4 separate regions of the Homo sapiens genome follow, and all the other regions are linked to region 2. The links are chromatin contacts, found by Hi-C or POLR2A ChIA-PET in ENCODE. All regions are on one chromosome and are shown on one strand. Each heading gives the region's core, a stretch centred on a gene start or an enhancer-like site at or near the end of the contact. The rest is flanking DNA. Distances are from core to core; before and after follow the strand shown. Region 1 overlaps WDFY4 (WDFY family member 4). Region 2 holds the start of TMEM273 (transmembrane protein 273). Region 3 holds the start of ERCC6 (ERCC excision repair 6, chromatin remodeling factor). Region 4 overlaps WDFY4 (WDFY family member 4).

What was found. A loop is a pair of places that touch in the nucleus more often than their neighbours do. ChIA-PET counts read pairs that join two places held with the same protein, here RNA polymerase II (POLR2A). Pooled maps may share reads with other maps.
Region 1: a map of naive thymus-derived CD4-positive, alpha-beta T cell shows a loop between it and region 2 (2.6-fold over the local background). The contact joins the enhancer-like site here to the promoter of TMEM273 in region 2. A Hi-C loop is called at or near these places in 1 of 168 maps with a recorded cell type or tissue (naive thymus-derived CD4-positive, alpha-beta T cell), 18 of 37 single-sample maps with no recorded cell type and 11 of 50 pooled maps.
Region 3: a loop to region 2 is called in a map of endothelial cell of umbilical vein, with 2.5 times the contacts of the local background. The contact joins the promoter of ERCC6 here to the promoter of TMEM273 in region 2. A Hi-C loop is called at or near these places in 2 of 168 maps with a recorded cell type or tissue (dorsolateral prefrontal cortex and endothelial cell of umbilical vein), 21 of 37 single-sample maps with no recorded cell type and 14 of 50 pooled maps. POLR2A ChIA-PET finds 5 or more read pairs at or near these places in 1 of 52 experiments (CD4-positive, alpha-beta memory T cell).
Region 4: a pooled map shows a loop between it and region 2 (2.4-fold over the local background). The contact joins the enhancer-like site here to the promoter of TMEM273 in region 2. A Hi-C loop is called at or near these places in 1 of 168 maps with a recorded cell type or tissue (lower leg skin), 4 of 37 single-sample maps with no recorded cell type and 3 of 50 pooled maps.

What each region holds. Positions count from the first base shown.
Region 1 is chr10:48,798,957-48,804,925 of GRCh38, reverse strand. It overlaps WDFY4 (WDFY family member 4), which reads right to left. Exons shown (of 62, transcript NM_001394531.1): 25 at 1,567-1,640. Among named protein-coding and RNA genes, the nearest start is that of WDFY4, 120 kb to the right of the region's middle. RefSeq lists enhancers at 1,982-2,041, 2,072-2,121. Within about 2 kb of position 2,210, at least 3 of the 41 ENCODE cell types and tissues checked have a DNase peak (open chromatin) inside an H3K27ac peak, as active enhancers do.
Region 2 is chr10:49,184,161-49,190,040 of GRCh38, reverse strand. TMEM273 (transmembrane protein 273) reads left to right here and starts at 1,650. Exons shown (of 7, transcript NM_001288740.3): 1 at 1,650-1,747. The coding sequence starts at 1,705.
Region 3 is chr10:49,535,666-49,541,420 of GRCh38, reverse strand. It overlaps ERCC6 (ERCC excision repair 6, chromatin remodeling factor), which reads left to right and starts at 2,300. Exons shown (of 21, transcript NM_000124.4): 1 at 2,300-2,459. RefSeq lists enhancers at 1,618-1,857, 1,888-1,947, 5,190-5,249, 5,280-5,329 and silencers at 2,368-2,657, 3,603-3,791.
Region 4 is chr10:48,740,617-48,747,039 of GRCh38, reverse strand. It overlaps WDFY4 (WDFY family member 4), which reads right to left. Exons shown (of 62, transcript NM_001394531.1): 12 at 3,492-4,072. It also overlaps the pseudogene RPL13AP19. Among named protein-coding and RNA genes, the nearest start is that of WDFY4, 59 kb to the right of the region's middle. RefSeq lists enhancers at 1,222-1,766, 2,234-2,393. Within about 2 kb of position 3,424, at least 2 of the 41 ENCODE cell types and tissues checked have a DNase peak (open chromatin) inside an H3K27ac peak, as active enhancers do.

The sequences.
Region 1 (5,969 bases), core at 961-3,460, 390 kb after region 2:
GGGAGTACTTCCCACCAGCCAGGAGTGCAGGGCCCTTCACTAGCTTGTCTGGTTGTGTGATCTTCCTGCCCGCCCCAAACCACAAAGTGGAGAGACACGCCACTGAAAGTCAAAGGAGAAAAAGACAGAATCCACCTATCCATACCCCCTCCCTCAGATACTCACAAATCCAATTTCCAGTAAATTCTACTCCCCCAAAGAAAACAGCTCCCAGGATAAATATCTGTTTCTTAGAAAACAACTGGTACAGGTACAGGAACAAAGTGGAAAGTGGAAGAGAAAAAATGGTGGAGAAAAATGTGGAGGAGGGTGACTTTGGGCAGATTCCTCACTTTGAACTGTCTTTTTTTTTTTTTTTTTTTTGTATTAACACATTAAATTCTGCTGAGCTCCATCTCCCTGATACACAAAAGAGGCAGGACCAGAGCCCAATTCTGTGTATGATTTATAATTACAGGCTCAGCAGAGAAGACAGATGCTCCTCTACCCAGAAGTCCCGGCTGCCCTTGGTTCTGTTTCCTCTGACAGCACTGAACAACATGTTTTTCTGTATTCTCTTTTTATCAGACTGTGGCTTATTCTTCTCTGAATTTTACCTCTAAGTACAGGGTGCGAAATGTAGTAAGTTTATAATAGATGTTCATTAAGTGGATGAGTGGAAAGCCATTTACAAATACATTCAAAATGCTGAAGGCACCAATGAGCTCTAGACCAGCCTGAGCCAGGAGGAGGCAGGTGGGGTGATATGTGGGCTTCCTTGCCTTCCTTCTCTCTTATTCTGAACACAGCCCCTGGCTCCCTTTGGGAACTACCACTTTCTAACTCCAGAGGGGAAGCCACTTTCCAGCCCAGTCATGGGACACAGTTGGCTCAATGAGACTCAGTCCAATAGCTAAGACTGTTAAATTTTTAAAAAGCTGTCTCTCTGCCTATGGTGCTAAGCTGAGGATGTGCTCTGAGGAGCTGCCCAGGAGCCACCTTCTGCCACAGAAGAAAGCCCGGGCAACCTGAAGACTGAGTGGAAGAGGCAGAGGCAAGAGTGGTGACAGAGCTCAGAGAAAATGATGTGAGCCTCCCCCAGCTACAGGATGAGATCAGCTCTTTTCAATTGTAAGAGCCAACGAAGTCCCTCTTTACTGGTCTTTTCTTCCTGTATTCTTTTTTCCCTCCTCCCTTCCTTCTTTCCTTCTCTTTTACATCCCTTAAGCTGGTTTGAGTTGTATTTCTACCACTTGAAGGGTAAAAGAGCCCTGACTAATTCCAAAAGTGCCTTGGAGAAGTCAGTTAGAGGGAGAGTGGACCTTTGCTGGTCACAATTGCTGAGCCCCCAGTATGTGCTAGTCCCTGGGGCTAGAGAGGCCTCTAAGCCCCCAGCATCTGCCCTCCTGAGGCCCGAGACCATGAGAGGAGACTGCCCCACAAGCATGAGCCACTGGGAAGGATGTGCTCCCATTTGGGGACCCAGTGTTCTGGGAGCAGGGAAGAGCCACTGGCCACCCTGCCCTGTCTCTGTTCTGGACATTCAGCCTTCAGTTCTAACCCCCAGGCTGCCAAGACCCAGCCTACCTTGGTGATTGAAGGATTTCCAAAAGATGGGAAAAGAGGCTGAGCTCCAGATTGTCTGCAGTATTCATCCAGAGCTGGAAGACAAAACAAAACACATGCTAAAATGAAGGTGTGGGAGAAGAATGATTTGCAGGAAGCATGAGAAGGTCAGTGCTGGACAGGTGATCCTCTGACGTGGAATCATCAACATGATGTACCAGCTCTGGAATCAGATCAGCTGTCCTGACACTCCAAGCAGAGAGGTGCCTCCCCTGTAGGAAGGCCTTCTCTCGCCATCTCTGCTGCTACTTGGCACTTCATTGTGGGCCTGGTTCCAACCAAGGACGCCTGCACTAACCATCTCCCCCATCTGCTCAGCCTTGGGCCCACAGCCCAAGTGTCCATATTGCAAACTCATCTCAACCTCCCTGGATCCTGCAAGACAAATGATGATGTTCCCACTTTACAGATGAGAAAATAGAGGCTGAGACAGACCAGCTGAGTGACAGTCTCCACTCACCACCAGCAAGTGGCAGGACAGGAAATAGAAGCCAGGTACAGATTTTCAGGTTTTACACTGTACTGACTACATACCCAATTTGCGCAGGCAACACATTCTTCAGCCCAAACCACAGTGTCATCTCATGCATGACAAAATTGTAAGTGAAACAAAGATATGAAATTCACTGAGATTCTGAAAGTGAAGTTGATCACTCAGGTTGTTTTCATTCATAGTAAACAAATGTAGCTGCTAGTGATCCTTCTGGGGCAGAATTGATGGATGCCATCATGTCTTATTTCTACTTCCCTTTAGAGAACTCTAATATTTTTCTTCTCTAAATACTGACAGTTCCTAAGGCCCAGACTATACAAGGTTCAGGTGTGGGATTATAAGCGTGCACTCATATAGCAGCAAAAAGAGCTTGCACTTAATAACTGATACATTTCCTGGTGGCAAGAGGTGCCATAAAAAGACCCAAAATATTATTATCCGCATTTATGTATTTATTTTCTTATTTTTGAGAGACCCAAGCTGGAGCGCAGTGGCCCAAATATGACTCACTGCAGCCTTGACTTCCTGGGCTCAAGCAATTCTCCCACCACAGCTTTGCAAGTAGTTAGAACTACAGGTTTGCACCACCATGCCTAGCTAATTGTTAAAATTTTTTTGTAGAGTGGGGTATTGTTTTACTGCCCAGGCTAGTCTCTAATTCTTGGGCTCAAGTGTTCCTCCTGCCTCCACCTCCAAAATTGCTAGGATTACAGGTGTGAGCCACCGTACCCGGCCTATTATCTGCATCTAGTAGCTAGAAAGAATGGGACTCAGGGAGACTAAGTAACTTTTCTGGCACCAGACTTTTTTTTTAATTGGCAGAGACTGTTTTCAAAGTCAATCCACCTGACTACGAAGCCCATTCCCTTGCCCCACACTGGGTACCCATGGGTATCACCTACAGATAGTGACCCATAGGGTCAATACTCAACCTTGCTTGAAGCTAAGCAGTTACCCATGACTTTGCTTACTCTTGCTGAAGAGGAAATGCAAAAGAACCCCAGTGAACACAAGTTTATCGGGAGGCCTGTGAAGGTAGAGACTGTCCCTCTTTAATCCCTGGAACCTAGCATCATACATGCCACTATCTTTCGTAAAGATGCATTACATTTTTTAAAAGAATGAGTGGATACAAAATAAAATAAAATGAGTGGATTGTTCTTCCGCCAGGAAAAGAGTGACAGATTTCCTGCTTTTTTAAGCACAGCCACTGCCCAAAGGCACACACAGAGGTGGGCCAGCTGCCATTTGGGACAGCTGGTATTGATGAAGGCAGCTCTAGTGAAAACATGGGTATCCAGCATGGCACCCCAACATACATGTCTGTAGGGCTCCAAGAGCCCTGCACACTTAGGATATTGATTCATGAAGGCAGTCATTCAACAAATGATATGCCAGGCCTGGGGCTAAGGGCTGAGAGAACTAAGAAAGTCAGATGTGAACCCACCAGTACAATAAGGTGCACCTTTTACACTTCCCACAAAAGTTCCAGCCTCTCACATTTCCTTTCCAGAACACAGCAACAATAATAAGTTGCCACACCCATTTGAGGCTGCCTAGCTCATCAGGAAATTACATAATGCCAAATGTCAGAATTTTGGGAAACATGAATAACTGAATCTTTTGATTGTTATTCTGTGTCACATAAGCCTGTACTAAGGACTATATTAAGATGTCTGGATTAGATTTGTTTGAGTATGGACTGTATAATGTGTCAGGTGTTGCTCTCTCCCCACCCCTGAGATGACTGTACTCTTAGAAATGAACTAGTCAGTTCCTTCTTTAAGAAACCAGAGGCTGGGTATGGTGGCTCATGCCTATAATCCCAGAACTTTGGGAGGCCGAGGTGGGTGGACCATCTGAGGTCAGGAGTTCAAGACCAGCCTGACCAATATGGTGAAATCCCTTCTCTACTAAATATAAAAAAATGAGCCTTATGTGGTGGCACGTGCCTGTAATCCCAGCTACTTGGGAGGCTGAGGCAGGAGAATTACTTGAACCTGGGAGTCAGAGGTTGCAGTGAGCTGAGATCGCACCACTGCCCTCCAGCCTGGGCAACAGAGTGAGACCTCATCTCAAAACAAAAAAAAAAAAAAAGAAAGAATGAAAGAAAGAAAGAAAGAAAGAAAGAAAGAAAGAAAGAAAGAAAGAAAGAAACCAAAACCTAAGACTTAGAAGCCCACAACTTCCTGTTCCTCCCTGATTCTCAACTTTCTGTCCAACCCTGCCTTACAACTTCCTATCCAACTCTGTCTTACAACTTCCTGTCCAACCTTGCCTCAACAGCTTCCTGTCCCTCCTTCCCTCACAACCTCCTGTCCCTCCTTCCCTCACAAATTTTTGTCCCTCCCTGCTTCAACAATCTCCTGTACCCACCCTCCCTCACAGCTTCCTGTCCATTCCCTTCTCAATGACTTCCTGTCTCTCCCTTCCTCACAACTTCCTCTTCCTGTCTGCTTCACACCAGTCATCACGGATCCCACCGTTTCTCCTGTGATCCACTCTCTTGTCTCCAAACCCTCTGAGGATGTGTCTCATTAGCAGTTTCTTCTCCCACTACTATTTTAACTGTCTGGTTTTTACTGCGTCTTCTCCTTCAACCTACAAACAGACTTAAGTCTCTTCCATCTTAAAACACGAAACCGGCTGGGCGCGGTGGCTCACGCTTGTAATCCCAGGGCTTTGGAAGGCCAAGGTGGGCGGATCATGAGATCAAGAGATCAAGACCATCCTGACCAACATGGTGAAACCCCGTCTCTACTACAAATACAAAAATTAGCTGGGCGTGGTGGCACATGCCTATAGTCCCAGCTACTCGAGAGGCTGAGGCAGGAGAATCACTTGAACCCATGAGACAGAGGTTGCTGTGAGCCGAGATTGTGCCACTGCACTCCGGTCTGGCAACAGAGTGAGACTCTGTCTCAAAAAAAAACAAAAAACAAAAACCCAAAACCAAAAGTTCTGAAACTTCCTCTCTGCTATTTTCCAAAGTCCACTGACTGCCTCCACTTTCAGTCTCCCCACACTTCCCCTTAATTCTTTGTTTGTTTGTTTGAGACGAAGTCTCGCTCTTGTCGCCCAGGCTGGAATGCAATGGCATGATCTCGGCTCACTGCAACCTCCCCCTTATGGGTTCAAGTGATTCTCCTGCCTCAGCCTCCCGACTAGCTGGGATTACAGGCGCCCGCAACTATGCCCACCTAATTTTTGTATTTTTAGTAGAGACAGGGTTTCACCATGTTGGCCAGGCTGGTACCGAACCCCTGACCTCACGATCCACCCGCCTCGGCCTCTTCGTGCTGGGATTACAGCCATGAGCCACCAAGCCCGGCCGTTTCTCCTTACTTCTGAGTGGCTTCTGACCCCACAACTTACTTGTCACTAAGTCTGTCAGTGACCTCCAATGGGCACGTACAGTGCACACATCCCTTACCTCACTTTACTTGGTGTAGGCAGAACATGACATTTGGGAAACATTTTTCCCTTTTTGAAATTCTCTCCCCTCAATCTTTTAAATTTTATTTTGTTTCATTTCATTTTGTTTCACTTTGCTTTGCTTTTTAGCATCTGGTTCTTATTGGTGGTTTATTTTCTTAAATCCAGCTTTAAAAGCACCAGATCTCCTGAAGAGGGTAGTTTTATTCAGGGTGGGGTGGGGTAGGGTGGTGTCCATGGCCATTCTAGTAGCAGGCAATGGAGCATGATGGGTTCCTGCATTAGTAATTCCTGGGCCATGCTGGTGGCCAGGACACCTTGGAGCCAGACTGGCTGAGCATGGCCACAGCACTTCAGAAGGGGCAGCAGCGGTTGCAGTCAAGACACATTATCTTATTTAGTGGGGTTTTATGGCCATTTATGTACATCTTCTTTC
Region 2 (5,880 bases), core at 401-2,900:
CAGATTGTCAGGTCTGCACTGGCATTTTCTTTCAATACACTTAGAGGAAAGTGAAATATTTTTCTTACACATGTTCCCATGAACTGGGGCAAAATTAAGAAAACTCCACATATTCCAGGAGAAATAAGAGAGTATGTTTCTTGGTGCAGGTAGAAACTGATCTTAATTTCATCAAATGAATAAAGTGTGGACAGATGGAACTTGAAGGCACCCAGATGAAGCCAATTGCTTCTCTCATGACCAGCCTTCTCCTCTCATGTCCATTATTTATGTGAAACTCAGAAGGAGCCACAGCAGCCATGCAGAAGAACCCAGGGGGCATCTGTGGCACCAGGGCAATCGGACTGCCTCTGGCTGGACCTTGGCAGGGGATGGTACCTGTACACAGAGGGCACATGCAGCCTGAGGGGCATAGGCTGCCAGCCAAAGGCCTGGGTTTCGAGTCCAGCTCTCACATTTACTGCTGCGTGGACTTGGACAGGTTGCATGCTAAGATGGCATTGGGCTCAGTAGCAAGTGCTCACGGTGTTGGCTGCTACCGTTAGGGATTTGACTGAGGGAGCCCAAGAATGAAAAGAGCTCGATTTCTGCCAGCTCAGTTGGGTGGGGGACTCAAGACTTGTCATTAAGTTGATTTATATTTTAAAAAGTGACATTTCCTGCACATTTGGGTTTTTGGCTGAACATCTAAGCATTGTGACAACGTGCAGGTATAAAGGAGTACAGGAGCATAAGGCCTTCAGCCTGCTGGCTGAGCCTGTGTGACTACCAAAGTTCCTCCAGGCTAAGGACCTGGACATGGGGCCTGTAAACTTGGATGGGAAAAAAATTACATCTCTGTTCTCTAACCTCTAAGGAACACTTAGCATCTTCTTCTAATAGTAGTGTGGCAAACGAACCACAGAAACATTACCACCCAGTAACTTTATTTCTGGTAGGAATCACAGGTCTTTCCATCCACATTCCAGCTGTTACAGGTATCTCTCAATATCGATTCCATTTATCACCATGTCGAGATGGTGGTAGCTGTTTCATCTGCTGCCAGATCTTGCTATTTACTGTGTGGATAAATAAGCATGTATATTTCTACTTCACAAGTTTAACAAAATATTTTGATAACTGTGTGTTAATACTACTGATTTCTACTATGATCCTTATCTATTTTAGTTTGGGGATTTAAAAATCTTATTCTGAGAAGAGAGTGATAGGCATTCCTAGACTCAGAGGCTCCCATGGCACAAAAACAGTGACCGAGCTGGACTATTGGCTGGAGGGGCATTTCCTATTTCTGCTCCAAGGCAGAGGCTACTGCAAGGGCTGGACTGCAGGGCAGACCGGCTTTGCCCACATTCCTCTCTGAGACTTACTAGCATGGGTCATTAGGCAAGAAACCGCACCTTACCGAGCTTTGTTCCCACACTCTGTGGGGAAGATTATAGGAGAGAACACTGGGTATAATACCCCAGCATGTACAATGGGTCTAATCACAGCCAGCTTCTGGTGGAGTCCAGAATGACAGGGGCTTCCTTCAGCCCTGTCTTCAGAGAGGCTGAGAGGAACTGAACAGCCTCCTGGCTGTGACAGTGGTTTCCTTCCCCATCAGTCACGTGGGTCTTGTCCTGTCCCCAGAGCCTTGGGTCACATGGCTCATTGTGCCTGCGCTGCCAGCAGCCAGGAGCCAGGAGCCAAGAGCAGAGCGCCAGCATGAACTTGGGGGTCAGCATGCTGAGGATCCTCTTCCTCCTGGGTAAGTGGGGACTGCGGGGGTCTCTGGCCCGGGGGAGCCTCAGTGGGCAGGAAACTGGGGGAGCCTTAGCCCACTGGGGCTTGATCCCTAAAACATAACTCTGTCCCTTTACACAGATGATGTTTCTCACTTTGATCTGGTAGTGAGCAATGATCTTGTTTGTCTCATTCCAGCTGCAACTTACAAATGCTTCTGGGCTAAAGGAGAATAGGAAGGGTCATGGCAGAAGGAGCTTCGGGCTTGGGATCTAGAAACATCTGGGTGTAAACTGTGGCTCCATTGCTGATAAACTAGAATAAGCTTCTGAAACTCCCTAACTTTCTGAACCAATGAGATGGGAGATAATCATGTTTACTTTTTGGGATTTCAAGAGAGTTAAGTTAAATTTAATTAAGTCAAATCAAAATACTGACATAGAATGAGAACATGTAGGCATGTAGATACTGGTATACATTTAATGTTGAATCAGAATTCTCATGCAGTGAAGCAGACTCTTTGCTACTCAGAGGTATCTTTGTTTTTAAAAATTATCTTTAATGCATTCCTTGAAAGAAGGAAGAAAGGAGAGAGGCAAAGACTAAAACAAAGTAGGGCCAAATGGAGGAGAGAAATATAAAGTCAGAGAAGTAGACAGAGAGGAAGAAACTCAAAGAGAGAGAGAGAGAGACAGACAGAGACATAGAGAGATGGTTAGAAATATGCATAGATGGAGACAGAGATGGAGAGAGACACATGCCTTTACGAAGTCCCCTCTGATATCAACTGTTGTTTCCTAAAAAGGCAGCATACGTCCCTCATATATACAAAGACGTTCCTTCCCAGAACTTGCACTGGGCCGAGACTCAATGGGAAGCAGTCTGTCTCCAGATTAAATCTTGTGTCTCCAGACCAATAGGTTGTATCCTGAATGCGGGCAAAGTTAGTGCTGTGGGCAGGTTTCCATCTAAAGTCTGCACTAAGCAGGGGAGAGCAAAGACTTTGGCCTTGGGAGTCAGCATGTCAGACAGACAGCCAGCCACATCATCCATCAGTTTACACATGGAAACGGGCCGTTGGCAGTGACTGTGAAGGGATGTCAGGCACCAGCAAGCAGCGATTAAGGGTGTGCACGGTGGTTAGATGCAGTGTGCCTGCCCAGAGACGTGGTGGAAGGTAAGAGAAGTTGTAACCCTTATTTCTGCTTTTGACTTACCTAGATAAACAAACTAGTCTGTCCTGGTACAAAAAAAGGAAGTTAAATTTAAGAAATCCAATGAAAAATGTGCAAATTATATAAACAGGCAATTCATTGAAGAATCACAGACAATAAAACTTTAAAATGTCCAGTCTCACAAATAATAAAAGATCTAACACCTCCTCGCATTTTTTAGTGTGTCGATGTGCTGGGTGCTCTGCTGAAGATGTTACATGAGCTCATTTGGTTCCCACAGCAACTCTGTGCAATAGGTGCCACAATTACCTGCATGTTATAGATAAGGTTTTAATCACTGGGCCAAGGCATCACAGCTCGTTTCTGCTTTCATATACTATTGATAGAGGTACACAGTGGTTAGGAGTGGGTATCCAGTACGAGACTCCTTAAATGTTCATCCCTGTTCTGTTGTTTACCAGCCTGGAAAACTTGGACAAAGAATTAATCCTCTCTGTGCCCAGTTTTCTCATCTGTAAGTTGGGGACACCTCACAGGACTATTGGGAAAATGAAATCTGTTACCACATTTAAAGCACTTAGCATGGGATGTGATAAGTGGTGAGCACTCACTATTGGATATGAGGGGACTCATTTATTCACTCTCTCCAGAGGGCAATTTGGCAAAATCTGGGTGTCAATGTAAGCGAAATGTAAGATGTTCATAACCCTTCACCCAGAAATTCCACCTCCAGGAATATAACCTGATGAAATAATATGGTAAAACCCTCCCAAAATATTTCACAGGGTATTATTCAACACTGCCGAAACCACGGTGGGAACCAGAAACAAGAGACTATCAGTAGGAATTTGACTAAGTTAATTATGCTTTAGTATTTCCAACAATATCCAATATATTTAGTTGAAAGACATGCCTTTCTATGAGCTGACACGGATGAAACAGAAGTGATGAAGTGATAGTTACAGGTTAGAGTTCCGTAGTAATATTTTGCATGTGTTTAGTCTCCTTCTTCTTCCTCTTTTTCTTCTTCTTCCTCTTCTTCTTCTTCTTCTTCTTCTTCTTCTTCTTCTTCTTCCTCTTCTTCTTCTTCCTCTTCTTCTTCTTCTTTTTCTTCTTCTTCTTCTTCCTCCTCCTCCTCCTCTTCCTCCTCCTCCTTCTTCTTCTTGAGATGGAATTTTGCTCTTGTTGCCCAGGCTGGAGTGCAATGGCGCGATCTCGGCTCACCGCAACCTCCACCTCCTGGGTTCAAGCAATTCACCTGCCTCAGCCTCCCGAGTAGCTGGGATTACAGGCACATGCCCCCGCACCTGGCTAATTTTGTATTTTTAGTAGAGATGCGGCTTCTCCATGTTGGCCAAGCTGGTCTTGAACTCCTGACCTCAGGTGTTCCGCCCACCTCGGCCTCCAAAAGTGCTGGGATTACAGGCGTGAGCCACCGTGCCCGGCTATCCTTTATCTTCTTAGGAAAAAGAATTATACAGCATCTTAATTTCTCTGTATTGGCATTTTTCATAATGATTGTATATGTTGTTAATTCCAGTAAGTAAATGTTTGTGAACAAAAAGCGAATATGACAGCCTGTTGAAAGCAAATGAAGGAAACGTTGGGCTTCCCCTTTATTGACTGGAGAAAGGGGCCTAGAGCACTGTTTAGTGCAATCTACTGGCAGATGGGGGTCTGTGAGGGTGGGTGACCAGGCCAGTCACCCAGGGTGTATGAGAACTGTACCTCAGGGGACTTGGGGGCTATGGGGGCACTCTCTGTCCAGTCCCTCTGTGGCATCCAGGATCCCAAGTATGACCGGGGGACCCTGGGATGAGAAGCCAGGCCAGTCTTTCCCACACACAGAGTAGGTAGAAAGTTTTTAAAGAAACAGTATTTGAATATTCTTTAAATATTTTCAAACACTGAGATTAATGGAACAGACATTTATGGAGCCAACACTCTGAATTACCAAATGTTAAATTTTTTTCTAGATATATATTTAAAGGTAGGTAGCTAAATCAATGTATCCATCAGAGAAACAGAACATAAGAGGTGGAGTTTGGCTCTCTTCCTCCTCTTGTTTTCCTCCCTCCCCAGAGGGAGAGGCACCCCAGGGTTGGCTGTGCTTCCTTCCTGGGTTACTTTGCAGCTGTTAAAAACTGCAGGAATCCGCCATAGCATACTGAACACGTTGCATTATCTACCCGTTCTGATAATATGGGTCAAATGCATTCATCCCAACTACTCTACAAGTTTCCACAGAAACACTGCCATTTATCTGATTATTTATCCATTCCCATACTGTCAGAATTTAGGTTGTCTCTAACTTGCAGCCTGATGGCTGAGGCTTCGATGAGCCCTCTCGCCCCACCTCCTGGAACCCACCTGCAGCTGGTTTTCTAGCAGACACCCCTGGCAGGGGAAATGTCGTGTCAATTCTCCTTTTGTTGGATATTGCCAAATTGCTCTCCACCAGGGGGTTGTGGCCATATCTGTTCCTTACATACTCAGTAATACTTGATACTGCCCAACTTCTCAATTCTTGACAATTAGAGAGGTATAAAATTTTATCTCAAAGTTTTTATTTTAGTTTGTGTGTTCCTAATCACTACTAGGAATAACTACTTTCTCTGCATTATCAGACAGCCCATTCTCCTTTTCTGTAGATTTCTGATTTTATATACCTTTCTCCCAAGTTGTATTTGATTATTGGTCTTTTATGTAGTATTCTGGATATTAATTATTTGTATGTTTCATGTGTTCCAAATATCTTCTCTCAGTATGTTGCTTATCTTTTATCTTTGTGGCTTCCTTTGTTGTGAGAAGTCTTTCAGCGTGATGTAATCACATTTATTGGTCTTTTCCTTTTTGTGTGCTTGGTTTTTCTGTGTTAAGAAGCATTTTAAAAAGTTATTTTTACTTTAAAGTGGTTGCATTTTTTATGATTAGGTCTTTAATTTATTTGGAATTTATTTTTATTTACGGCCTAAAGAAAGGA
Region 3 (5,755 bases), core at 1,051-3,550, 350 kb before region 2:
TATAGTTTGTCCATTTCTGTGGTATAAATACTCCTACTATGGCTGATTTCAAGCTATTAATGTGAAGTCAACAAAGGCAGAGTTGGTGCTATGGGCTAAACTGGGTGCCCCCCAAATTCATATGCTGAATCCCTAACCCTCAATGTGACTATTTGGAGACAGGGTCTTTAGGCAGCAAATCTGGTTAAATGAGATCATAAGGGTGAGTCCCTAATCCAATACGGCTGATGCCTTAGAAGAAAGGGAAGACAGAGCCCTCTCTCTACCCCATGTAAGGACACAGTGAGAAGGTAACCATTTGCAAGCCATGAGGAGAGCTTCCCCTAAATGAGCTAAATCTGCCTGCATTTGATCTTGGACTTCCCAGCCTCCAGAACTATGAGAAACAAATGCCTGTTGTTTAAGCTGCCCAGTCTATGGCATTTGTTATGGCAGCCTGAGCTAAGGCAGCTGGGAAGAGGTGAACAGTATGCTTGCTAGGCCGTAGAAGCCAATTGTAGCACACCCTTCCTGGGAGAAGAGTAAGTAGTTCCCTAAATCCTGAGCATAGGCATCCAGGGAGTGAAGGACACAAGTGATGCAGAAAAATTAGATGGGGCAGGAGTATAAAAGGGCTTGGACGACTTGCTAAATAACTTGGGACCTCATTTAACTAAATTCCCTCATTAAAGACCCTATCTTCAAATACAGTCACATTCTGAGGTCCCGGGGTGGGGGTGGGGAGTGGCGGTTAGGACTCCAGCATATGAATTTTGGGGAGGGGACACAATTCGGCCCTTAATAGCTCCAGTTGTGCCACCCTGAGTTGTTTTCCTGAACCCCGCCCACGTCTTTGTAAATAATAACTCTCAACTTCCCCTTTTGAGTGGACCATTTTTTCCTGTCCAAATTCTGATATAGGAAGGGTCTCCAAAATAGCTGCAAAGGGAACCTCAGTCTCAAAAGTTGGGATCCACTATATATCTGCTTTTACTTTCAAGCATTGAAACTAATGTCAATCAACTGCCTTTCTATTCTTAATATTTTATCCAAGAAATCGCTAGAATTCTTTCTCCTTTAAAAAAAAAAAAAAGCAAGTTACAAGCCGGGCGTGGTGGCTCACACCTGTAATCCCAGAACTCTAGGAGGCCGAGGCGGGTGGATCACCTGAGGTCAGGAGTTCGCGGACAGCTTGGCTAACATGACGAAACCCCGTCTCTACTAAAAACACAAAAATTAGCTGGGCATGGTGGCAGGCGCCTGTAATCCCAGCTACCCGGCAGGCTGAGGCAGGAGAATCGCTTGAACCTGGGAGGAGGAGGTTGCAGTGAGCCCACATCGTGCCATTGTACTCCATCCTGGGCGACAAGAGCAAAACTCCGTCTCAAAAACAAAAACAAAAACAAAACAAACAAAAAAACCCACTACCACCAACAAAAACAAGTTACATTGTGGGTTGGGGCCGCTGACAGGAGGAATAAGATGATGTTATGGAGCATTTCCTAGTCCCCTTTCCGACCCCATTTCCCTATTGTCCGACTTCAGGCTTCCAAGTGAGGACAGCACTTCCCAGGCAGTGACCCGCAGTCACTGCCCTCCCAGAGGACGTCCTGCCTCGCGGCCCTGGAAAGTCCACCTTCTCCTAGCACCGATCCTGAGCTGAGAAGCTCTGTCTGGTACAGCCATCCTGCATCGTGGGCTGCTTCTTTCCCCAGGCGAAGCTCAACTTCCTCCCATTGTTCTGAACCTCTGTGTGGACATCTTCTTTCTTCAAACGCACCACGGTAAAATTCTCGCCTGCCTCGAAACCCCGCCTACCTCTGAGATCTGAGGACGGATACTAAACGCTGGACTTAAGGCAATGTACACATGTAAGCAGGCTCTGTAGGCACTCACTCCGCCCAGGTGCGCGCGTGGCGGAGGGGGAACAGAGAAGCAGGACAGCTCTCCATCCTTCCCGTGTTCAGTCGTGGGAGACAACAAGAGAGGTCACAGCCTGGCGACCAAAAAGTGCGGCTAACTTCCCTGCCCAAGCTGACTTTCTCTGCAGGGTTCAAGGTTAATTGTGAGGATTTACATTCGCATGGCACACCCGCATCCCCCTCTACGTGGAAATATGTCTTAACTTTCATAACTGCCTTGCCAGCAGGGTATTTTTCGCTAGGGGCGAAGCGTCCTTCGCAAGCCACCCAGCTGACCGGCAGCGGAGACAGCTTTCTCGCCCTGCTCGCACGCAAGTAGAAAGGCGCTGCTGAGCCCGTCCCTCCAAACCACGTGGTCTTGCCCGTGCTTAAAAACAAACGCTGAGCCAGGCGCATGCGCCACGGGCCTCCCCGCACCAGCAGAAGTCGGAGTCGCTGTTGGGGGCGGTGTCTATGGTTGAGCTGAGGGCGCAGGCGCCACGGCCCGTCGAGCTGGGTTCCAAGGCGGCTGGCGGCGGTAGCGTCTCTGTTTCCTTGTGGGCGCTCGCGCGGCCCTGGGTGAGTGTTCGGGGGTCCCGGCCGAATGTCGGGCAGGGGGTGTCGGGGCCCAGCTCAGGCTTCTCGGGCGGGCCGCGGCCCCGCGCCTTGGCCTCGCCGTGGTGATTGAGCCTGTCAGCGAGGACGCACTGTAGCGGGTCTTAGGGCCAAGTGCCCGCTTCCGGCGGCCTCACCTGAGACCGGAAGTAGCGCCAAGGAGCGCTCACCTGAGGCGGCTTGAGTCCCTGGCCGGCCAGCGACCCAGCTACTTCTCCGACTTTGTATAAGGCCCCCTGCGCGCAGGGTCAGCTGGGTCCTTTTTGATCTCGATTAAAATGCTGGAGCTGTTATTTTAAAGAGAGTCGGGCTAGATGTACGTCCGACGTTTTGGGCGTTGATAGAGTCAAATTGATAAGAGTGTGGGCGGATGAGGCAGGCCGCCTGTAAATGCTGCTGTTACGTGACTTCCACGCAGCGTCTTAACTGCTGTCATCCTGTGACAGGCAGCCCTCGCTTTTCTCCTCAACTTTTCCCATCATCTTCTTGTTGCTTTGTCTCCTCCAATCCATTATCCGCACAGTTGTCCAGGTGGTCTCTGGCATAAAGTAGGTCATGCCATCATCAGCCTACTTAACAGTTTTCAGAGTCATTCCATTGCACTGGGAGTGGAATCCATGCTCGTGTTTTCCCAGGCCTTGTGTGATTTGGCCCTTGCCTGTCCCCTCTCAGAACTGTGCCTGTGTCCGACCAACCCTCCAAATGAGACCCAGCTTGCCCCTGGCTGCGGGAGCCCCAGTGATGGGGGAGGACGGTGAAGATACTAGTGTCCCAGATGATTAAGCCTTAGAAGATACTCTGCAAGACTTAGGCCATGAACGGAGCCCTTCTCTGCTCTTCTTAACTCAAAGTTAAAAATAAAGTCAAAAATTCGGTGTTCCAGCCTTCTTGCATTTTCACAAGTGCATCAGCTCTTTCTAGTCTTAAAAGTTACGCACGTTGTTGGGAGGCCGAGGTGGGTGGATCACCCGAGGTCAGGAGTTCGAGACCAGCCTTACCAACGTGGTGAAACCCTGTCTTTACTAAATACGAAAAATTAGCCGGGCATGATGGCATATGCCTGTAATCCCAGCTAATCGGGAGGCCAAGGCAGGAGAATCGCTTGAACCCGGAAGGCGGAGGTTGCAGTGAGCCTGGCGGAGCCTGGCGGAGGTTGCACTCCAGCCTGGGCAACCGGAGCGAAATTCCGTCTCAAAAAAAAAAAAAATTTCACACGTTGTTTCCTTGCAAGACGTTCACTTTACTTTCGACCTGACTGACTTATCAGATGTCACTTTATCAGAGAGGCCTCCTTGACCCCACATCTACCTCCACAATTTCAATTTGGTTTCTCTCATTTTGTCAGAAAGCCTTGTACTTTCCTCTTAACAGCAGTCACCACAATTATATTTGTGTGTGTGTGTGTGTGTGTGTGTGTATGTGTATATATATATATATAGTTTTTAAATGTCTGTTTTTCCCATGAGACTCTAAGCTCTTTGGGGACAGGAATTAGTTAACCTAGTACATTGCCTGGTGTAATTAACTCTCAGTAACTATTTGTTAAATGTATGATTTCTTTCTTTCTTTTTTTTTTTTTTTTTGAGACGGAGTCTTGCCCTGTCGCCCAGGCTGGAGTGCAGTGGTGCGATCTCGCTCACTGCGGCCTCCGCCTCCTGGGTTCAAGCGATTCTCCTGCCCCAGCCTCTCGAGTAGCTGGGATTACAGGCGCGCGCCTCCATGCCCAGCTAATTTTTGCATTTTTAGTAGAGACGGGGTTTCACTATGTTGGTCAGGCTGGTCTCGAACTTCTGACCTCGTGATCCTCCCGCCTCGGCCTCCCAAAGTGCTGGGATTACAGGCATGAGCCACCGCTCCCGGCAAATGTATGATTTATTTCACTTCTGAAATTCTTTAACCTGATAAGAGCCTTCTGGTTTCCAACTCTCACTTCCAGAAGACTTGGTTTTCTGGCCATTGCCAGATACTAAGTGACTTCTTGAACCCTTTCTCCCATTTCCAGGCCCCTTCTGTTTTTTTGTTTGTTTGTTTTTGTTTTTTTAAACCTACCCAGCTTGGACCCTGAAGTCAGTTGCTTCAGCTACTCTTCTCAGCATCTTCAACCCCGTGACTCTTTTGCGCTACCATTTCTGCTCTGAAAACCCTCAATAGTGACATTTCCCCCAGGACTACTGAAGGAGGAGATTGTTCAGCCCTGGAGATTGTTAGCAGTCTATGGCTTTGCAGGGCTGGGGAGATCCTCAGGTAGGTCCTCCACAGCAATCATCAGTGTTTGTTCCCTGTCAACTCCCTTTTCTCTTGTACAGGACATTTATTCCAGACTCTTAGTCTTTAGCCCCAGTGCCAACTTTGTCTCCTGACTCAGGAACTGCCCAACTTGCTGCTTTGTGGGATATTTTGTCTGTAATCCACTTCAGCTTCCCTCCTTTCCACCTGCAAATTTAGATCTATCAGGAATCCTCCTTCTGCCAGAGTCCGAGAAAGATGTGTTGTGCCTCCTGTTCATTTCTGCTTGCGACCTTCCACTTTTGCTGTCTCTTTTGGTACACCTTTCTGGGTTATCTCCTCTGTCTCCCTCCAGCCATTACGTGCTCTAGTTTTTCTTGCCCTAGTTCTCTCCCTACCCCCAACAAATCCATTATTACTTTATCACTGTAGCTGTCTCCCTGCCAGAGGCAAGCTCTTTAAAGGACAGGCCACTCTCTTGTGGCCTCCATTTCCTCATCCACTCCTTACACACCAACTACATTTCAACCACTACAGTCTGGTTTTTGGCCCTATCGCTCCACTGAAACTTTTTTATTTTTTCGAGACAGAGTTTCACTCTTGTTGCCCAGGCTGGAGTTCTGCGGTGTGATCTCAGCTCACTGCAACCTCTGCCTCCTGGGTTCAAGCGATTCTCGTGCCTCAGCCTCCCGAGTAGCTGGGATTACAGGCATGCACCACCACGCCTGGCTAATTTTTGTATTTTAGTAGAGATGGGGTTTCACCATGTTGGGTCAGGCTGGTCACGAACTCAGGTGATCCACCCGCCTTGGCCTCCCAAAGTGCTGGGATTACAGGTGTGAGCCACCAAGCCTGGCCTGAAACTTCTTTTACCAAGGTAAATGGTGACCCATTGGTATCCAAATTCACTCAGCCTTTTCTCATTCACTGGACGCTCTTCCTCCTTTTTTATTATTAGAAGTTTTCCCCAAACTTCTTTATTTTTAACCTTGTCTTTACACTACAATACTATTGCTTTTTGATATTATTTTACA
Region 4 (6,423 bases), core at 2,175-4,674, 440 kb after region 2:
GTTTAACAGATGTACTAGAGTAGATAAAAAATAATCCCAGATGGAAGGATAGAGATGCAAAAAAGAATGGTGAGCACAGACATTGAAAGCATGTAGGTAAATCCAAAGAATATTTTATAAAACAACAACAATAACTGTCATATCTGATGGATTTACTAACAGGAGATAAGTTTAAAATATTAGCTAATAGTAATGTATGAGTTAGAAAAGGGCAAAAATATTTGAGTTTTAAGGTCTTGGTGTCTTAATTGGAAGGATAAAGATACTGTTTAACTAAAAACATGAGTATGCCTGTTAATTCACTCTAGGGCAACTACTATAAAATTAATCATAGAGAGTTTAAATTTCATACTAGTAGGTAGGAAACACAATTTTTTAAAATCAATTCAAAAATAAGACCAAAAATGTTTTTTTTTAAAGTGGAACAAATGTAAAAAGCTAAGTAGAAATCATTCCAAATATATTAATAATTATGAAAGCGTAAACAAATGACTTTCTCCAGTTAAATGAGAAATAATACCACACTAGATTGAAAAACAAAGTAAAACCAACAAAAGTGGTTCCTTATTGTTTACAAGAAAAACACCTAAAAATGTAAGGACAGTACACAGAAAGGTTAAAACCAAAGGATGAAGAAAAATCCCAGGCACGAACTAACCAAAAGAAACCTGATATAGTCCTATTATTATTAAGGCAAAATGTACAACTAGGGATAAAAAGTTCACCATATAATGATAAAAATTTAGACTCCATAAGAATATAAAAATTCTAAATATGTATGATTCTTACAACCTCAAATATATGTAAGGGAAAATTCATCAGAAATTGACACATCCACTTTATCATGAGAGATTTTGAATGCATCGTTCTCAATAACTGATACACCATTTCCCAGGCCGCTGCCGCAGGTAGCGGAGGGGCAGGTCCCAGTGCTGGAGACCGAGGCTACCTCCTGGGCCACCTGGCGGCCGTTGTGGTGAAGCAGGTACTGCTGGGCCGGAAGGTGGTGGTGCGCTGCGAGAGTGTCAACGTTTCTGACAATTTCTACAGAAATAAGCTGAAGTACCCGGCCTTCTTCCGCAGGCGGATGAGCACCAACCCTGATGAGGCCCCTGTTATTTCCTGGCCCCCAGCAGCGTCTTCCAGCCGACAGTGCAGGGCCCGCGGTCCGCAAGGCCCAGCGAGGCCAGGCTGCCTTGGACGCCGAGGTGTTCGATGGAATCCCACCGCCCTACAGCAGGAAAACTAGATGGGTGTTTCTGCTGCCCGCAAGGCTGTGCATCTGAAGCCCACAAGAGAGTTTGCCTACGTGGGGCGCCTGGCTCAAGAGGCTGGCTGGAAGTACCAGGCAGTGACAGCCACCCTGGAGGAGAAGAGGAAGGAGAAGGCCGAGACCCACTACCAGAAGAAGAAATAGCTCATAAGGCTGCAGAAACAGGCCAAAAAGAACGTGGAGAAGAAAACTGACAAATACACAGAGGCCCTCAAGACCCATGAGCCCAATAAGGCCTGTTTATTCCAAAAATAAAAAACAAAAAGCTGATATTTCAAGCCGACTTTAAAAATTAATGATAAAGGATATTTGAATGAAACAATTGACAAATTCGATCCAAGGGACATAAATAGAACATCGAACCTAACACTCTGAGAACATGCATTATTTCCAAGCACATGTGGAATATTTATGAGAAGGGACTACATTGAGGGCCATGAAGTCAACCTCAACCAATTTCAAAGGATAAGAACCCAGACGATCCACCTTCTCTCACCTTGATAGAGTGAGAAGTAAATAGCAAAGATGACTAGAAACACTGTAACAATGGAAATTCAAAATTCAAACACATAAGAGTCAACTATAATTTATAAGGGAAATTAGAAAAATATTTCATACTAAATGATACTGAAAATAAAACTTACAAATTACAGAGAAATTTACATGTAAAAAGAAGATGGAAACAGACATCCAAGTTAAGAAAAAGAACACCAGAATAAGCCCAAAGGTAGAAGGAAATGATAACCAAAAACAGTAGGAGAAACAGGAAAAGTCAAAGTTGGTTCATAGGGCACACTGAAAAGTAAACAATTGTGAATAGTGCTGAAGCAGAAAAAGCAAGGAAGACACAGGTAAACAGGTTAGAAATGAGTCACAGAACTCACAAGTTCTGCTCAGAAGAGCGTGAGGGAGCCATCGTGAGCAGTCGGATGCCCACAAATGGAAACTTCGATGAAATGGGAAAATCAGCTTGCAAAATAACAAACCAAGAATAATTCAAGAACAAACAGAAGTGCATTCTCATGAGAATAAATTTTCTCACAAGAAAACATCGGGTTCACAAGCATTTAGAGGCAAGTTCTGTCACATTAGCTAGGGAACGGAAATAAACAATCTACATAAACTCTTCAGTAGCATAGAAGAGAAGCACTGTCCAACTCATGCTATGATGCTAGCATAAATCTGACAAGAAAAATAGCCAGGAAAGGAGTATGAAAGGCCAACCTCCTGAATATCAGTGCAAAAATCCTTTTTAAACATTAGTACATCAAATTCAGCAATACACAGATTATGAATGAGTTGGTTTGCGCAGGAATGCAAGATTAGGAAACCAATTAATTTGCCAGATTAACCCCCAAAAATCATAATTATCTCAATGTGTGGAGATTTAACATGCATCCTTCTCTCTACCATCCCCAACACTGAAGTCTGGCAAACGGGGCACTCTGGATAAAAATGCAGTGTCTTTCAGAAGGATAACTTACTGCAGTATTAATGGGTGTTCTGTCATTTATGCTTTAGAGGAATGGAAAAAGACACCAACTGTTACTGTTGTGTTCTTTCATTTTCCCTCCCACCCCAAGTGGGTTGGGGTAGGGATGGTTCTTTGTGCTCTCTTGCTTTAGTGGAATTCTTTGTTACAGACATGAGAGGAAAAAGTTGTTTACTAAAGTCTGAACTCATTGAGGTGTTTGGCCTGCGGAAGTAAGGAGAGCAATTGTCTTTGTTAGGGGGTGTAGAAGCAGCAAGAAAGAACAGAAAGAGTTCCATAATTGGGGTGGACACTGTGGTTTGTGTCCTGCAGATCAAAGGATCTCACCCCACCCCTGGCAGCATCCTGGGGAGGAGATAAAACCTGAGAAGACCGAGGCTGCCTGGCACACCCAGGGATGCCAGGCCCAGGCACCAGGGCTCCCTAGGACAGTAAAGATCCCAAAGGAGAAGGTGAGTGTAGCAGCAGGGTCCTGCCCTCCCTGGTTCTTATGTGACTCGACAGCATCCTCCAACCCAGTACTGACTCAGATTGAATTTTCCATCAGCTCCCAAGGTAGAAGAGTGTGGAGTCAGAGCTAACTTGATTTGAGGAAGTTGAGGTCACATGACATTTCTGCACACCCATTCTGTAGCTGAGCCTTCCTACTGAGTACACATGCGCAAGACGTTAGAGTGAGAATGGGAGACAGAGATGCACTGATGACACACTGGCAGAAGAAGCTACCTCTCCTCCAGGTCTGGCCACTGCTTGAAGTTGCGTTGGGGGTCACTGCCAGTTTCTCCCTTCTGAACATCCACAACCGGCCCCTGCTTGGTCCTCAGGGACTCCTTCAGGTCCCCACGCAAGTGGAGGGTGCCGCTGGCCATGCTGTCCAGAAAGCCAAGGATCTGGAGGCAGCTCTGTATCCGGGGTGGGAGTGAGCCGCTGGAGGAAAAGGCAGTGCCCAGCAAATCTGCAAATGGCCTGGCCTTTGTGTCCACCCAAGAGCGCAGCAGGTTGCCCTCTTCCTCCAGGGCTCCAAAACAGCCCAGCAGGCAGAGGTCCTCGGCCAGCTTCTCAAAGAGCCCATTCCTCCTGAAGAAGTAGCCATTGACAGGGTCCCAGTGCAGCGCTGCGGACACAGCACAGAGAGTGTACAAAACCAGCTCCAGGGTCTGTCTGGGGGATACTGCTCCCCATGCCTGCAGCGGGGGCTCCTGGAGGGAGCCTTCCAGGTCAGAGAGCAGAGACAGCAGCCCGTTGAACCCGCTGGAGACTCTGAAGGCAGCACGACCCTTGGGGGTCACCAGGATCCGGAGCAGAGACTGAAACACCAAGCAAATCAAAATGAGTGCACTCCAGGAGGTAGATTAACCCTGAGCCCACACACATTCCTGCCAGAGCGTCCCACTAGCTCTTCCCTCAACGACTTCAGGCCAACAAGTTACAGGAAGGATCACTCTGAAACATTGGGATCTCCATATTGTTCCTCTTACGGTTTAGGTTTTCCATGTGTGCCTACTACACTAATCTATACGGTTGATTTAACTGTCCTGTTTTTTGACATGAATGCATATCCTTCCAGAAAGCTTCTGTCCTGTAGCTCATACTCATCCCAGGTCGAGTGCTCACACATCCCCCTCTCATTCCCTGATCAAAACTCTCGTCATACTCTACTGCAGCTACTTGAAAACCGTCTCAGCTCTCCACCAGACTGAAGCTCCACGAGATGGAAACCATATCTGGCTTCCTTACTACTGTGGAACACAGCACACACTTAATGACAATTTGCTAAATGAGTGGGATGAACCATCTCTTATACTGTACAGGAGACACACAGTGAAATCCTCATAGAAGCAGCTTGTTATTCCTTATCTCCCTCTCTGTGCAAGCACGGCTTCATCGGTTATATTAGATGAGGGGAAACAGTAAAATGAATCAACTTAAAATGTGGTGTGAAAAGAGTGTGTCAGAAAGAGAAGAGAAACCTGCAATGGAATGAAATGCATAGGTATAACACATAGCATAGGCCAAGTGTGCAGAAAGCAATTAGGCCACTGATAGGATACATCGTGGAATCCACCACCCTCCAGATCACTGAGAGCTGTACTGGCCAGCCAAGCTTTTATTTCCTTCTAAAATCAAACCTTTCTTGAGCACTTACTTACTTGGGCCCAGTGCATGGTATATACTCTAGGTAATCAGTACATGCTATTGGAAGGAAGGAGGGAGGAAGAGAGAGAGGGAGGGGGGGCTACATTTAAGCAGTTCTCATACTGTGCTTCATCGAAATGTGAAAAACACAGGGACGATTTTAAATAAGTATTAAAAGTCTGTAATTTTTAGTACTTATTTATTGATCAGATAAATTGCATTGGACTCCATCTAAAACTCAGGCATTTGATGTGTGTTTCCTAGAGAGTGGACAACCTTGTGGGTTCCTTAGTAGACTGCGGAGAGAGGTGTGAATTGTTTTATCTTTTCAGGTATTTAATGCTCTAGTGTGACAGGGAAGGGGATTGTCTGAGAAGGCACAGTGTGGAGTCAGTTTCAGGAGGCCTGAGACAAGGTTCACAGAGAAAAAATAAAATAGACACTCCCTATCTGGGGGAGGGGTGATGCTGTGACTTAAATGCATGGCCTAAGCAACAGTCTGTAGTATGATACGTGGAAGTTAGTGAAAAAGAGAAAACTGGTAGCTCAGAAAAACATGTGGGAAGGGTCTAGATATTTAAATTCTTTTTAGTTAATAGAAACTTAGTAAAGTTACAGGTCACTGTCAAACATGAAGTCATGCACTTTGGGAGCTCCATTTTTTTTTTTTTTTTTTTTTTTTTTTTGAGACGGAGTCTTGCTCTGTCACCCAGGCTGGAGTGTAGTGGCGAGATCTTGGCTCAATGTAACCTCTGCCTCCCCAGTTCAAGTGATTCTCCTGCCTCAGCTTCCTGAGTATCCAGCTCCATCTCTTAAATGCTGGCACCCTAACCTAACAGTGGTGTTTATTTGAAACAATAGAATGTGTGTTCCAACCACTGGGATTTTATTCTCTAATGTTATATTCCACTACAGGAAACCTGAGCTGCTGGGCGAGTAGTCAGTCTCACATTCCAGGTCAGAGAACACAGGAGGAGCCTGAACTCTCTTAGTGCACACAGGCGAGGATTCTTTCAAAGATGAAGAGAAACAGCAGCCAAGGATATGCATAAAGGGCTTCCAGGGCCCCATCTATGACATTTCCAGAAATTTAAAAAACAAAACAGATTGCAGTTACTAGGAGAATCTATGAAAGACCAAAGTCCATAATTATATTCAAAATAGACAAATAACATAAAGTGAGGTAGAAAGATTCATCCTTACCAATACAGGCCAATTGATCTTTTCCCAGTTATAGAAAAAGAAAACACACTACTCACAGTGGTTAGATCTGTGATACCTCACCACTTCTCAGAGGGACACTGCAGGGAATTGAATTGTCGTTTTGCTCTTTGAAAGAAACCCAGCATCAAGGCCACCCACTAAAGGGGGCAGTCAAGTGTGAATCGTGGGAAAGACTTCAGGGAAATTGACTTCCCAGGCCACCTGAAAGATGGGGGCAATGATACTGCTTTCTCCTCCCGAGTGAGGATGTGGCCTAATTCTTTCTGAATTTGGCCGAAAACCCAGGAAAGTTGGACAT